Linked DNA regions of Homo sapiens: region 1 is linked to region 2. The links are chromatin loops, found by intact Hi-C in ENCODE. Cell type or tissue: A673. All regions are shown on one strand. Each heading gives the region's core, and the rest is flanking DNA. Links, peaks and the distances in the headings are about the cores only. Region 1 has its middle 16 kb from the start of ZNF536-AS1. Region 2 has its middle 120 kb from the start of ZNF536-AS1.

Region 1 (8,332 bases), core at 272-8,271, 100 kb after region 2:
GTTTATTTTATTTTGTTAAAATCCATGATGCCAAATGAAAAGCCACGCTGAAATTTTCACTTTCTGGTATCTAGCAACAAAATCTAATTCTGTTTCTTGCAGCCTTCAGGAACAAGCCTGTGTACCTGTTTTTTTATTCTTCTCTTTATTTTCACCATTAATGCCACCATTGTCTTCTCTCACACATGCAGCAGACTTTATAATTCACTAGGAGCTTTTGCCCTCCCTGTTCCACGGGACACACGGGAACGCTGTCTCAGGAAGGCATTTGCCCCCAGATGGTCCTGGTCCCTGCTGGTCACTCCAAACATGACAAGTGCATCCATGTCTCTTCCCAAGGCCAGGGCCATGTACCTTTGAGAGGGAATCTCCTCATTTTGATAACATTTCCTGACAATCACATTGTCCCAGGAATAGCCACAACCCATCAGAAATCTTACCCAAATAAACGAGTTTTCTAAACTCTCTCCCCTCCCAAAATGATTTAGAAAACTGAAAAAGGAAAGCAGCAATGAGCATTTCCTGAAAGAAAATGTTCCTGTTTGGACAGGGTATGCTGCCTATACATCCCCTCTGCCCTCACAGACGGACATGTTTTTGGCATTTGAGCTCTTACTGTGATCAGGTATTGTACACAAATCAATGTCTCATTGAATCTTCAAAACAACAGGATAATATCCAGTGTTAGGTTAGCGTAAAGCTCCAAATAATTCCAGATGCAGGCAGACAGGTTCAAGAAGGAAGGAGAACATTTTGTTCTCAGCTTTGGAGGCAGACAGCTCTCTACCTTCAGCTCTTAACAGCTGCGTAGCCTGGAACAAGTCCCTCTTTCCTTCCAAAGCCTCAGTTTTCTCATCTGTGAAAGGGGCTCAGGCTAGTGCCTCTCTCCGAATGGATGGCCAGGTCTAAGGGGATGACACACATCGAGAGCTCAGCACAGAATGTGGAGCAGAGCGGGCCAATATTGTCAAAGGCTATGGCCATAAATATTGGCTGCTGTTATTCAGGGGAGGCCAGGTCCCTGGAGGCTCAGACCACCCTCTCTGCAGCCAGTCCCCAGGAGGTGAAACATCTCCAGCCCAGAGCGCTACCAGGAGGGCCAGCCAGGGTGATGTGTAGGCTCCCATGCTCTGAGCTTAGCCCCAACACAGAGTTTCCCCCAGTAAGAGCCAGAGCTACCCACTCGCCTTAGAAGCAACTCAGCTCCTCTCAGGCACACACTTAAATGAAATATGGGAGTCCATCAGTATTAAGTGGGGGTTTCAAAAGCTGTAGTAAGAAAATTAAAGCAACCATGTGAGAGTGTTTTATGCATGTGGGATAACTGCCTTTTGATATAGCTTTTTACTACACATTTGATATTATGGATCCATAACAGATAAATGTGTATCGCGGAATATATAAAAGTGCCAACAATTGTCAATATGCATTCACACGCTGTATTAAGAATATTCTATAAAAGACTCTCAAAATATGATGGATGTAGATAACTAAGTGAGTGATGCTGCTGATGAAAATTTGGAGAAAGTGCATCTTAAGCCCTAAGGAGGTTTATTAGACACAGCAGCCGAAACTCAGCTGACATTTACAAAAGTCCCTTGACACTCAGAACAAAGAGTCCTCACGCACACACTCTCCTCAAAGCAAGGACTCAAAACACACATGAAAACGAAATACAGAAATTCCAAAATCGAGGCTCAGGTGCTGGGAAGGAGAGATCCGGGCACCTGAGTTATTAATCCAGAACAAATGTGGATGTTGATTCTCCAGACACTTGTGAGGCCCCCTGCACAGCCCTGGGCAGGAGATGGGAGGTGGACTGAACCGGTGGGGCTCAGCCCTCCAATCTCTAATCTCCGTGTTTTCTGGGTGTTTAATCCTCAGAATGAATTTGAAACTCAGGCTTGGTTTGTTTTGCTGCCTGCCCTTTTTTTTTTTTTTTTAGCAGTCATAAACACATTGTTATGCTCTTTTTTAAAAAATAAAGTAAAACATTTGCAGCTTCTCTACACGTAATAAAATCAATCTTTTGCCCAGTGCATTAAGTGAAATAGCATGTCCCCAGAAAATACGTAATAGTCAGTGTGTTCAAGAATCATGCAAATAAAAGTTTTTTTTAAAAAAATCCAAAGGTCAGAATGAAATACTAGGCATATTCTATAAAATAGACATAAATATTTGTGTGTATTTTATACAGCAGGAGGCCTGAAAGTGCTCCCTCAAAATGCATGCTGAAATTCCTAAGCTGCAATGCCTTTCTTTGCTGAAAATTTGATTTGTTTATGAAGTCTCCCTGTTTCCCTGACATATAGATATTATACACATCGACAGTAAATAGACCTTTTTTAATTGAGCTCATAGGTTGAAAGTGAACGTGACCTTGAGTTTACACTGATAGTGATTATTTATAATAAGAGATTTAGCCACCGACTTCCCTTTTGTATGGGAAGGGCTTACTTTATCAACGGACCATATTTAAGTAAATAGTGCCAAGTAAAATAAATTCAGCTTTAAAGATAAATATCTCTCCCTGTGTCGGACGTGGGCAGCAGAACGCCCCTTTGATGCCCCGTCCTGTACACTAAGAAGGGAGCCCAGTAGAGTGAGAGCTCGAATTCATCAAAGTTCAGATTTGACTGGTTTCTCATGAGCCACATGTGGGAATGTAGCAAATCTGCAATTTATTTAATTTTAATTAAATTTTGTTTCACATCCTGTTTTGCAAGTCAGCAAGATGGGCTAGATTTGCCAAAAAGAGGATGAAATAAAGAAGGGAAGGAAGTTCCCCGGCCCAGGCATGCATTTGCAGCCCCGCGTCTGCCCGGCCGGGCTGAAGCCTTTCTTTGGAATACACAACTCTGTCTGTACAGCCTGTCTTGCCCACAGTATCACAGTCTTGCTATCTCCTCGCTGAAGGGCCTATTTGTCTGCTTTAAGTGAAATCACTCAATTCTCAAAAGTCAGTGGAGGACTTTAGAAGGGGGAGGGATCGGATAGGCTACTCCAAATAAGTTCCATTAATCAAAAGACACAGTGTAATGTAACTAATATTTTACAATTAGGGGAGACAGGATGGAACTAAAAGCCATCTATCTCTCTTATACCACATGATCATCGATTCATAATCGGAGACTGAGAGTTGCACAAAGATGCATTTACTGGATGGGGGGAGTGGGGGGAGGGCTGGCCTGAGCCGAGATAATGAAGGCGATGAGAGTGTGCGACGCTGAAGGCTGAGGAGAGATGACAGAGGAGCTCAATGCTGACGGATGACATGAAGACGCGCGCAGATACCTGACAGCCCGCGGGAGCCGGCGGGCTCCTTCCCCGCCATTATATCCTCAATTATCTTGGTAAGGGACTAAGAGGGAGGACGAAGAGCAGGCTGGCTGAGCACGGCAGCCACTTGGCACTGGGCCACTGGGCCACGGTGCCACGGTGCCAGGGGAGGCCACCGCGCCCTGTGTGAGCCCCACTTGGGGGGGCTGCAGCTTCCATTGTCAGTGCCCCTGGGTGTGCACACACACATACACACTCACAGGGTGGGGGACACACAACGGGGATGCCCGCGGCTCCATCTGGTTTGTAATAAAATTCCTAACTCTTCTAAGGGAGTCATTTTTTTTCTTTCACTGCCACCTTCAGGAAAAAAACAGAGTTGGCCCTTTGCAAAAGAAAAAAAAAAGTGTGTGTGTGTGTTGGGGGTTGATTCCTGGGAGTTGGGGGGTGCTCGCTGCTACTGCAGAATGAGCTGGCTAGAGACAGCTCACACTCCCAAAATGATCTTCACAGAACTCTGCAAATGAGGACTGCAAGGAGGGAAAGGAGCTGTGGGGAGTAAATGCAGAAGCTGAGAACGTGAGAGAGGGAAGGGGCAAAGAAGTTGTGCAGGCCCTTTCCTGGGCACAGGGATTCAGACATCACACCCTGGAGAAAGTTTCTCTGGCCCCTGCCCCATCTTCAGCCATTGCCACAGACTGGGGTCTTCCCCACCCAGACATTTTCTACCTTGCTCCATTATTTCTTTGCAGAGATACAGATGGCCTCACGCAAATGCTCATGTAGCCTGTCTTCCGAACAAAGAAAAACAAATGACGTTCCAGGAGGCAGAGTAACTTGGGATCTCAGCAACGTGGCAGGACCGTGGGGCAGGTGGTGGAGCTGACAGCGTCCCAGCCCATGATGGAGGGGAGGACGGCGGCAGCGGCTGGGACGGTGCCCCCATCCCCCTGGTTGCCTCTGCACGGGGCCATTTCTTTAATATACAGTACTATAGTGACAGATTATGTAATATGTACAAATCCCATATTGAAGCCAGAGGTCCAGAGAAGCCATGATTTTTATGGCATTTATTTTTTTAAAATCGTGACTTGGCTACAGAGTGTGTTCCCTGGTGAAGCTGCCCTGACTTTTTCCTCCCAATCCATCCCTTCCGTCTCTACCTCCCTGGGTTCCATGGGCCCTGTTTGCAAGGAGCCAAGCTGGATGGGGATACCAGAGTTTGGTTTCCCTGCAAAGCATCAAGAAGGCTTGTTTCTATGAATGTGTCTGTGCACACACACACACCCCACACCTACAAATAAAAACACTCCCGCTGTAAGAGCCCACAGATATCCAGAAAGAGTCTCTCCATCAGCTCAGATGGGGCTACCTCGAGGACTTGTTCTAAAGCCCCCTACTCACTGTCATTGCATCCCTGTGGAAGATGAAGCATGGGAGACAGGGGTGCAGTCGCACCCTCAGAGCAGAAAATCCAGAGACCCCAAGGGCTCAGATGGGACACACCCAAACCCCTTTGGTGTTTTACCCAATTCTTCCAAAGGATTTGATAAAGACCCCTCCCCCCACCAACACAAAGTTATCCAAAAGGATAAGGGGGCTCTGATCATCTGAGGAAGCTGTTGAGTCCAATCTGGTAGGCTAATCAGAGGGCAGAGGTATTAAGTACAATTCACTTGCGTGGCCTGAGTAGCTGTAATTGAGACAACCCCCTCCCACATAACCCCCTGGAAGACGCACTGAAAACATAAGTGGCCCCAGTAGGCTAAGTTTGAGTGTCCCAGACATAAATAGGGTGCAACTGCATCTGCCCTCGGAGGCTTGGTAAGGGCCCTTGGCTGTTCAGCCCGGGATCAGGTCCCGACCGCTGCCCATGTCCCGCCCCCTGCGTCAATCAGCCCCTATAAAGTCATGCTGTGAAGCAACAGCCCCCTCCCTTGCCTGAACCAAAGATTCCCTGGTTTACATGCAGAACCTCTAACACAGAATGACCGAACCAAGCCATCGGTGGATAAGATAAAGCAGGAAAGCAAACCAAAGCCAAGCCTGTAAAAATGGAGTTCCAGGAATCAAATCGGTGCACATGGTTTTAACCTTTCTATTGCCATGATTTTGCCCTTAAGCAAAAATGAGAACTAAGAGTTTTCAGGTAAAGTGAACTTCCTTACCAAAACCTGGACCGTGAATCCATGGAAAGTTGACGTGTTGTCTTTAGAAGCAGTTTATGCATTAAGATTTTTGTGAGGCCAAGACGCGGTGGCTCAAACCTGTAATCCCAGCACTTTGGGAGGCCAAGGCGGGCGGATCACTTGAGCTCAGGAGTTGGAGGCCAGCCTGGGCAACATAGTGAAACCCCATCTCCACCAGAAACACAAAAAAATTAGCCAGGCATTGTGGCATGCATCTGTCGTCCCAGTTACTCAGGAGGCTGAGGTGGGAGGATCACTTGAGCCCAGGAGGCAGGGGTTGCAGTAAGCCGAGATTGTACCATTGCACTCGAGCCTGGGTGACAGAGTGAGACCCCATCTCAAATATATATATGTATATATGTGTGTGTGTGTGTACATGTGAGTCATTGTTGATCTTGGTTCTTTTACTTGTGGTTTGACCAAATGCAGGACAGGAAAGATAGATAATTTTCCAAGAAGATTTCTAAAGAGAGATATTCTTGGAGAAAAATATATGAGTGATCGGTTACAAGCTTGTCTTAATGTATCAAAAAAAGCAATACTAAAGGCATGAATTCTTAACTGATTGATGAATAAAGGTATGATTCCATGTTGCTCTGATTAACCTAGCTATGTTGATGGACAAGAAATGTGAGTTGAGCATGTCTAAGGTACAGCCCCTCCTGTCTAAGGTGTTACAGAATGGGATGAAGTGGAGTGGGTGATAGTTGAGTAGGCTGTTTCCTTTCCCAAAGGTTCTGAGAAATCCAATGTGTTGTTATTATGGGTGTGGCCACACGCTTCTTTGGTTCCTGCATTAGAAAGGTCATGTCTTTGAAAAGATATTTAGTGAGCAATTTCATTCCCCTTTACAGGGACATCCAGTTTTCAAATACTGCTAAGCCTTGACAGCGTAGAAGGCAGGCAGAAACCATCAGAGGGAAAAAGAGAAAAAAAAAAAATCCGCTCAGGTTATCCTCCTAGTCCCAGATGAGGTGGGCTGGCAGCTACTAAAAATTAAACAGAAGAGGTTTTCCAAATGCAAACAGAACATATCCGCAATCATAGAAACAGCTCTAACACCATAACACTCCTTGAACTCCAAACAAATTATTTGGGAGGATATTAAGCCTGGAAGGTCTTTCAAATTCCTTTATTAGAAAGGAGATTACTTAGAGCTCATGGTCAAATCACATACAATTTGACCCAATTCTTTTCCACCCTTTCACATCATTTGATATTAGGCAGAAACTATTGTTCAAATGCAGAAATTCATTATCCTCTTCTCCAGCCAAGGCCAGGCTGAGAAAATTCCCCGAGACCCGGCTTTCAACCCTGCCTCGCAGCCATAAAGGTGGTCTTTCGCGCCACCTAGAGGGCAGCCGGAGGCACGGCGCGTGAGTCACTCGGAGGAAAATTAAATACAGCTGAATAATTGAATGAGAGGGCAAGTTGAATCAGGGGTCACCATCTGTTTGACTAGAATTGTTGGCACATTTCAGCTAAGCCTCGCGCGCCTCGTAAACATGCTTACAGTTATCATAGCTCGCATTGCCCTAAAATAAAAGAAAATTGGTCCTAAAATAAGCCTGAACTAATTAAACATATACCATCTTGTCGTCATGGAGACCAGAGTGAAGGTCACCAGCTTCTCATGGCATTCAGGAGGGTGCTGGTGCCAAAAAGAGACGGGTGATTCTTTCCACTCCCGGGGAGAGGGCACCTCCGGGGCCAGAGGTGCTGCCTGGATGGAGGGTGTTGGGGGAGAGAGGGTGCCACCACCCCGTTCTTCATCCCTCATTTCCCCTCCGGGCTGAGGGGAGGCAGAGAGGGAGGGCAGGAAAGCAACGACACCATCTCTGCAGATCCAGGAAGCAGCGTCAGGAGGGACCGTGAGCTGCCCCCTGCCAACGTTACTTAATATTATGCCCATTTGGCAGATTTTCCCTGGGGATGGAGGTGGGGAAGGCACCCTTCCAAAGAAAGGGGTGTCGTATCTGAATTGCCTCCTTCTGCCAGCTTGATCCGAGAGCTGGTCCTCTACCAAGAATCTCGATGCGGCTGGTCGTGCATTTGTGTGCGTGTGTGTGAATTACACTGTATGCTGTGTGCACGCGCGACCAGCACAAATGTATATTCTGGGAGAGAAACCAATTCGAACGGTACATCTCATCATGTCTCTTATAGATTCCTCCTTTCTTGGGGAAACACATCCTCGCCTCGAGTCCTCAGCACGCAGCAGCTTCATCTTGGGGGTTACTGAGGACAGGCTGTATGCAAACCCAAAACTTGCAGAGTTCGAGAGATACCATTAAGATTTCATCCCCTTGCCTGGCTGGGTCAGAACCCAGTGAGCTCCTTGGTTTGGAGATTTGAAGATGCAGCTTTTTGGCCCCTGGTGGTCCGCAAGCCCCTCCCTCGTTGTTCTCCTTCCTGGGCCATAAAGGCAATACAGGCCTCTTTCTCTTGTCCCCCTACCCTGCTAAGCTGGGACTGCCCTCCCTTTTTTCCTTCCCATTTGCACTGTCGATTATGCACAAATCGCTTACGGAAGACACAGTGGAGTGACCCCAACTTCAGGGAAGCCTCCTCCAGGGACACAATTAACGTCTGTTGGAGCCCACGTTGGCTGGGCTGACACCATTGCGGATTCCAGAGGGGCTGTTCTCTCCAGCGTGGCGGAGATGTCATTGGGGAAGGGGGGCTACCCAGAGACCAGAGGGTGGAACTGGACCTGGAGGACTGGAGCCACTTCTGCTCCTAAGTAATTAGGACCCATCAAATGAGGCTGCTCGGCACCAGCCTCCCGCCTGGTAAACCAGTCTGCAGCGTGGCTTCCTAGAATCCAAATTATGACAATAGGAGAGAAAGGATCAACGCCACCA
Region 2 (8,332 bases), core at 128-8,127:
AAGTCCAAAACACATTCCATGAACTGTGGGAGCTTCCGGGAACTCACCCTCTCCTCTGACCTGTGCTAGCTTCCTGTTTCTCTTTGAGTCAAACCTGAGTTGAAACATGATTTTATGTATGGTTTCCACCTCCACTCCACTCTTACTAGGCATTTTATTAGTTTAGTCATATTTACTGAAGTCACAGGGTCATGATGAGGGATCATTACAAGCAGCACCTTGTCTTGAACATCCATCCCATTCCATTCACTGCATTTGCTCTTGGGGGCACAGATATTTTCCTTGTACCACTTAGAGCAGCTTAACAGCCATCTCTGATTCTCTGCAGGTCTTTGGGGTTTTGCCCTTGAGGCCACACAACCAATCAATATTTTTCTTCTAATTAATACAGAGCTCTCCCCTTCAGATAGAATGCTTCTGAACCCTCTCACTCCATTTCTTACATGTCTCTCATGACAGCCTTTACACTGCAACTGGCTACATAAACAATCTGCATTTGGGACCTGCCACCCAAGAAGGGGACAAGCGTGTCACAAAAGCAGGTATGTTACTATTCACGTGTTTGGCCACTGCACCTTTTTTGAGCCTGAATGTGAGAGACGATGGGGACCCTGAATGAACCTCAGGCCAGAGACAAGACTTCCTGGACCAGCTCTTAGAACAGTTGGTTTGTGGGCTGCGTGAATGCAGCCCTGTCCGGTGGAGAAGCCCTGAGGATGAGGAGAAACAGCTCAGGATGCCATGTTCAAATCCAGAGAGTTGGTCTGTGAGCCTCACCAGGGCTGGGCAAGTTCCCCAACAGGCTTCTTCAGACCTTTAATGCCACAGCTCTCTGCAAGGCCTGGAAAACACTGATATCTCTTCCTCCCCTCCTGCTTTTCTCCCCCTAGAGGGCCCTCAGCTGGGCACATGGGTCCCCAGGCTCTGCAGGGAGCAAGGCAGGCCAGGACCTCCCCTTCCCGGGCCCAAGCTATTCTCCCCTAGGGCCTCAAACTTGCTTTCCTACTCCCAAGGGATGGCCCATTGCAGGGTGACCTCCAGAGACTCAGCAAACTTACAAGGGGGAAAAACACAGCCTGATACTTTAAGAAATGTACTCCAGAGCCTTTTGACTTTTAATTTTTTATTGCTGTTTCTGTCAATTCAGCAGGTTTCAAAGCTGTGGCTCTAGAACAAGGTGCTGCCAAGGAGTTCATTTATGATATCACCAATGATGATAGACTCCATCGTTTAAGCCTCTGCTTAGCTGCTGGGGATGAAGCTCTGTACCAGGCCTTTTACTTCCGCATATTATTTCATCTTTGCAATAGGTCTCCAAGGTCAGGGGCAAGGGGGAAGAAAGGTAAACCTATTTACAGTGGAGAAACTGAGGTTCAGAGAGGACCAGCACTTCTCCAGAGACCCATAGTCTCTTAGCTGCAAATGTCTGGTGCTTTCATTTAACTACTGGAGATTCAATGGGTTGGAGGAGTCTGTAGGGGGTTTCCGGTAGACCCTCCCTCAGCCAGGCAAGGAAAGCATCCTGTACTTGTGTCTCATGAAGGCGATTTTCTTCATCCAGTAGTGTAGCAGCTAAGCCTAGTGGATCAGTGGCTTTGCAACTCTCCACTATCAAAGGGTCAAATTTATCCCAGGATAGCTTCTCATCTCCAGGGGTGTCCAGACCCAGCTTTGTCCACAAAAGCTCACAGAATCTCCCTTGTGGCAGAAGGATGCCAGTGTAGACAGTGTGAGGATAAAGTGGAGGTCTGCATTTCCCAGCTGCTGGTTTTATTGAATTAGGTCATGACTGGTTCTAGTAGGACGGCTTTGGGGCAGAGGGATATTTTCATATTTTTCATTTCATTTCCTTCATTCCTTCCTTCCTTCCTTTTTTTTTTTCTTTTCAGACAGAGTCTTGCTCTGTCACCCAGGCTGGAGTGCAGTGGCACAATCTCGGCTCACTGCAACCTCTGCCTCCTGGGTTCAAGTGATTATCATGCCTCAGCTTCCCAGGCTGGGAGTACAGGGATGTCCCAACACACCCAACTAATTTTTGTATTTCTAATAGACAATGGGTTTCACCATTTTGGCCAGGCTGGTCTCAAACTCTTGACGTCAAATGATCCGCCCACCTCGGCCTCCCAAAGTGCTGGGATTATAACAGTGAGTCACCGCCCACCCTCATATTTTTTCAGTTTGAGGTCTTAAGCGAACAGAAGAGAAGCACATCCCTGCAAACCATTCAGCACCATTCTGTGGGGCACCTGAAATAAAGGACCAAGGGACAGAAGCCCAAGGCCCATGGTAGGAAATCTGAGACTGCCCCCATGGAAGAGAGGGCTTTAGCGGACCCCAGTGGATCCAGAGGCCAGTCTAGCTAACCTCACATGGTCAGCGAACCCTTGAGACCCCTGTTCCCCTTCCCACCCCCCTCCTTGGCCCCCATCAGTACACTTTGTACTTGGGTGCTTCACGGGGAGCTCCTGCTTTCTACAAAGCACATCAACGGCCTGGGAAAGAGCCTTTGTTCCACCTCAGCCCCAAAGGAAAATCGTGTTGCAAGGGGTTTCCCTGTATATGATAATGGTTAACACAAACAGAAATGATCTCAGCCATCATGGAGTCTACAGTCTAGTAGAAAAAGATAAACACCTACCCATTCACGCCCACACACACACACACACCACTTAAATAAGCTAAGTTACACTTGTGATGTGTGCTATGAAGGAAATAACTGGTGTTGCCAGGCCAAGAGGGAGAGGGTATGAAATGAGTTTGTAGACACAGGCAGGGGCCAGGTCCTTGGGAACTTTGTAGAATGCAGTGAGAAGCTTGGATGTCACCTGATGTGTATGTAGCAGGAAGGTGCTGATGGATTTTAAATAGGAGATAACATGATTCAATTGATGGTTTCAGAAAAGCATTCTGGCTGCTGAATGGAAAATGGATTGAATCACCCTGGTATGGAGGTGAACACCTGCTATAGTGATGGGGCAAAGTGTAATAGAGTCTGAGGAAGGATGGGAGCAGCTAAGATGGGGAGAAATAGAGAGGTTCAAGACGAGTTTTTAAAACAGAAGAGGGAAGACTTGCTGAGGAGTTGGATGTGGGAGTAAGAGAAAGGAAAAACTCAAGGATATCTGGCTTAACCAATGTGGTGGATGATGGTGATGTCTACTGAGATGAAAAGCTATAGGGAAATATGTTAATTTGTATTGTTGCAAAGCAATTTATCACAAATCTCATGACTTAAAGCAACACAGATGTATGAGCTCACGGTTTCTATCGGTCAGTCTCTGGGCACAGGGTCTCATGGAGCTTCCATCAGGGTGTCAGCCAAGCTGTGGTTGTCATCTGGAGAGTTCTCTTTGAAGCTCACTATTGTTGTCAGAGTTCGGCTTCTCGTGGTTGTAGGACAGAAGTCTCAATCTGATTACCGCTCCAGGCCACAGATCATGCTCAGCTCCTAGAGGCCACTCCTGGAGCCTCATCAACAGCACTAAAAACCTCCTTTGAGTTGAGTTTTTCTGAACTCTTCTGCCACCAACTGGAGAAATCTCTCTACTTTTACAGTTCTCACTGGATTAAGTTAGTCCCACCTGAATAATCTCCCTTTATTAAACTCAACTGTGCTGTATAGCATAACCTAATCATCAAAAGAAGATCCATGGCACTCAGAGACCCAGGGATCATACAGGGCATGTGCACGAGAGGAGTGAGAAACTTTGGGGATGTCTTAGAATTCTACCAGTCACATGGGGGTGGTTGGGGCTGGATTATGAGTTATGAGTTCAGTTTCGGATGTGGTAATCTTGATAGGATTGCCACACAGCCAGAGTGAAATAAGAAAAGTCAAGGTTGGATACACAAGCCAGGTCTGGACTAAAACTATACATTTGGGAGCAGTCATTATGTTAAAACTGGGATAATGGGTGGGCTTACCTGAGAGAGAGTGTGGGTAGGACTGAGTTTTTAGGAACTCAACATTTGGAGGTTGAGTGGAAGAGGGGGATTGAACCAACATGGAGCCAGGGAGGGAACGTGCGTGTGCATAAGGTGGGAGTAGGATTTCCATCTAAGGAAACACACAAAAAACATCTATTGGATTGGTGGACGTCATGGAGGTTACTGGGGACATTCACCAAATGAATATTTGACAGTGTGGCGAGATGCAAACTGGATTAGGGTGGGGTGGAGAGTGAAGGTGTTCGTAGGTAGATGGGCATGGTCCAAGGGGGTAGAATATCCACCCTGCAAGGTGCCAGAGGGGACCCCGAATGAGGCCATGGCCTTGAGAACAAGAGAGAGATGGGATTGAGGATGCATGGGGAGGGATTGGCCTTAGACATGAAGAGGGACGCTTCCTCTCTCAGAGTCCCATCAGTGCGGAGGCCAAGCTGGGGCGCCATCTGGTGGTAGGGGAAGAAAATGAGACTCCTTACAAGGCCTCTGCTTTTCTTGGTGGTACTTGAGGCCAGCTTTCATTGGTTGTGCAGGGAGGGTTGGGAGCAGGCCGGAGGTTAGGTGAGAGGGCTTCAGGTGGAATTGTTGAGAGTAGGAACAACTTTTCCGGTAGAAACTGGACTGCAGGCATGCGTGAGTTTGGAGCTGAGAACCCATTCGAGGAAGCCTTCTTAACCAGTCTTCTGACCACAGGCAGGGTCACATGGATCCTGGAGGCCTCCTTTACCCACCAGCTCTACTCTCCACGGCAGAGCTTTACATGCCCCAGTGTGCATACATTCTTCCTTCTCACTTCCGCATATGGATGGAAGCTCCTGGAGTAAGGAATTGTGTATCTTCTACCCAGGATGGACTGCTGCATCCGACCACAACAGTTGCTAATTAAATGTTTCCTTAACTGAATTAATGAAGACCCAAGGGGAGAACAGATGCTGATGGTGGTGGATGCGTCCAGAACCCGCTGGTAACAAGCATGGCCCCATCGTGGCTTTCCTTTGGCCAGCCAGGGCAGGACAGAGATCCCTGGCGCCTTCAAAGGAAGACTGCCTCTATTAGTGGGATGCTGGGGTGTAATCCTAATTTTCAGATCCACACATTTTGTGTGTGGATTCATGGTTTTGTACTGAAGCCCAAATGAGCAGAAATACCCAGGGGGAATATCTAAAATATAAGCTTGTTATTAAGAGTAAATAAACCCACACAAACCCCGCACCAACCGGCTGTCTCTCCAAGTCAGTGGGAAGCAGGATGGCTTAGGAAGGAGCCACAGCTGAGCCTTCTCCGTGAGCTGGGCCATGCAGCACTGCCAGTTCCCAAGGCTGGTGAGCCGTCCATGCGTCCCGCCACCTGATGGCCATTCACGCAGAATCCCAGTGCCCCATCCTGCTGCTCTGTGACCATCTAGACATAGTTTCCAGCAACACCAGCTTGTTTCCTTAGCACAGGCTCCTTCGGACCCCCCTAGTCCCCAGCAGAGCTGCCCCATCCAGCTCTAAGTGAAGGGGTCCCTTTATCTCGGGCAGAGGAGACAGAAAGAGAAGGAGACCTGAGGAGGTGTATGGAGGAGACACAGAGAGACAGACAGAGCAGGACAGCAAACAGCTGAGCAATATGAGAAAGCTTAGAGCTGGGCAAGAAAGACCTGAGTTCTCCTGCTGGATCCACACTTTCTATGCATCGTGAGCAAGCCCCTAAGTCCCTTCCTCCCTCTGAACTTCAGCTACCCCAACCAGATGAAGATTTTAAGGCTCCTCACAGCTCTAACAGCTATCACACGGGGGAGAGGCAGGCCATAGATTAAGAGCAAAGAGGCAGAGAGAGAGACAAAGGTCAATAAAGATGGCAATTCATGCTGTAAATGCCCATGCCCTGTAATGCTGACTAAGGCACATGGTCTCTTACTCTGACCAGAGCAACTCCAGTACCAAAGAAGAAGATACCCCCATTCTGTCTGGTTCAAACAATAAGAACTTTTATATCCCATAAAATAAGAAGTCCAGAAACAGCCAGGACTCTGGAGTTTGATGATTTTGTCACTCAGGGAGTCCTCATTGCCCAGGGACCTTTCATCGCACCGTTCTGTCCTCCCAGCACACCCAGATTTTGGTGTCAAGATCACTTTCCTCGAGTCTCAAGATGGCTGGCTCTCAATGTACAAAAGTCACATGTAGAAATAATAAGGTCCAGAAGAAGAAAGGGTTTGCCTCTCTCTTATATCTCCTTTTAGGAGCAAGGGAACCTTTTGTAGAAGCCCCTTATCTTCTGCCCCACTCCTGGCTGACTTAAGTCTCACTGGCCATAAGGAAGACCTATTTCTCTTTCTATGCCAATGAATGTCTTGGGAGCTGAGGTTAATTTTCACAATTGGTTTACTTTTATCAAATCAGAGAGGATGGATGGTGAGGAGTTCATCATCAAGACTCCTACAAGACTACATTCACAGTAGAGCACTTTTGGACCAAGAAGGGTGGCTTGGTGAGATCTGGGGTGACATCTGAGCAGGTAATAGCCTTTGCTGGTAAGGTGATGCTTTGCAACCAATGCAGCTTCTGAAAGTCTTCTTTGGCTGTGGGCTTTCTGGATGACCCTGAGAACTCCTGTCTTCTTTCCAGACCTGTTTCCCCTCTAAGCAAGAAGGCATAGGCAAGGGTATCTCTAAGGCTGATAACATCAGACATGAAGTAAGTTTGTGGCTGAAGTATGCATCCTCATTTATGATCATCAGAACAGTCCGGAAAAAAAAAAAAAAGAAAAGAAGAGAAACTTCATGTAGACTTGAAGGACTTAAGGAAGAACACAGGAGATGCAAGAAGGAAAATTACCCACGCCTCACTTCATTTTTCTTCATTAGGGTTACTTACACACAAGAATGACCAGGAAAAGGCAGGCCAGTGTCAATGGTGGGTATGGGGCCCTGAATCCATCTAGAGCCTTGGCCATAAGTGGTGGGAGAGGCAGGCGAGACTAACATAGGTAAAGAAAGGGAATGCGTTGGTTCATATGACCACAGGGTATGACAGTCAAGGGAGCATGGTTCCCCCAAGGGAAATTCAGGATTCTGTGACCTAAAGAAAGACAATATGTGTGGGATGGGAGGAAAACAGTCCATGGACATTCATGTAATGGGACTTTAATTGTTCCAAACATTTAATATCCCCCAGGCCGTGGTATGCTTAGGCACAATTTTGCACCAGTTTTCCAGCTTCTCAAGGGGAGAAACATGCTTGAGACTGAACTCTCTTAAGAGGGACATGGGGAGGCCACTTGGACAATCATGGGAGTGAATTCTGAGGTCAGCCCTCCTATTGAACACCCATGAGAGGCCAGCAGCCCTCCTGTTTTCTGTGGTTCTCCCATGAGAATTCTCAGAGAGGAGATTTAGACCCAATAACAGATGAAAGCCACCCTAGTAGTATGGCAAGTTGAAGATGAACATGTGCAAACATAAGTTCATGGCAGGGTTCTGTCTGCCCCACCCCAACCCCCACCCCAAGGAGTGAGGCCAGGCCCCCCCCCCAACCCCACCCAGGGCACCTCCTGCACCTTGAGGGGGAATGAGACCCATGCACATGGAGCGAGGGGTGGCTGGCATGAGGCCACCCAGAGGGGCGAGCCTCTTTCCTCAGGCTCCTGACTAAGCCTTGCTTTGGCCACAGCTGGACTCCTGGGACCAGGACGAAGTCTGGCAAAGTGGCAATGCGCGCGGGGGCTGGGTGTGGACGGGAAGGACACAGAACGCTTTGTAAGCACATCTGGGCCGCTCTGCAGGAAGAAGCTGCTGACAGACTGTTTGCCAATAAAGAAAGTTGCACAGCCTAATAAGAATCAGATGGCTCCTCCAGCCCATCTCCATCCTGGCTGTGCTTTGCAGGATGTACCTAGGCGGGGCCAGGCAGCTCTTCCCCTGGGAGACCCAATACAGTGGAGTCTTGTGGCTCCTTCCATCAGCTGAGAGCCAGGAAGTCTCTGTCCCTTCTGTGCTCTGGTCCAAGTCATTCAGAAGCACTACCTCCAAAGCTCTGGCCCATCCAACTGCCTTCTATTGGGCCATTGTTTGATTAGTGTATGGCTGTACAGGGCTGGAGTCTCCCATGCCCAGAACCAGCCTGCCCATTATCTCACATGGTCATCTTTCCAAGGTGACTTCTGGAAGCGGGTTTTGTCTTTTCAACAAAATCAGATTTCAAGTCTGCTGGAGGCAGGGTCCCATCCTGCATTTCTGCCTCCTGCCTGGTCAGAGGACTGAGCACGAAAGCATCCCTCAAAGGGCTCTGTGGGTCCATCCACAGTTCCAGCAATCCCATCTGATAGTGGGTACAGAACCCCCCAGCACAAAAGCAGACAAGAAGCCAACACTAACCCATTGACTGGCAGGAGGGAAAAGGGG

The links. Peaks named below come from ENCODE experiments on the same cell type or tissue, not always from the same donor. Only the 100,000 strongest peaks of a DNase experiment are listed, where the experiment ranks them.
Region 1: it touches region 2 in a loop (2.8-fold over the local background); 2 of 110 quality-filtered maps call a loop at or near these places.

What each region holds. Positions count from the first base shown.
Region 1 is chr19:30,681,629-30,689,960 of GRCh38, reverse strand. It overlaps a transcript of ZNF536 not described here. Among named protein-coding and RNA genes, the nearest start is that of ZNF536-AS1, 16 kb to the right of the region's middle. In A673, for the core only: CTCF peaks have their summits at 3,454, 3,656 (motif pointing left) and 6,826 (motif pointing left); DNase peaks (open chromatin) are centred at 3,590 and 6,840; H3K4me3 peaks cover 993 bases; H3K27ac peaks cover 2,564 bases.
Region 2 is chr19:30,781,098-30,789,429 of GRCh38, reverse strand. No RefSeq gene overlaps it. Among named protein-coding and RNA genes, the nearest start is that of ZNF536-AS1, 120 kb to the right of the region's middle. In A673, for the core only: CTCF peaks have their summits at 3,538 (motif pointing left) and 4,394 (motif pointing left); DNase peaks (open chromatin) are centred at 4,369 and 7,749; H3K27ac peaks cover 266 bases.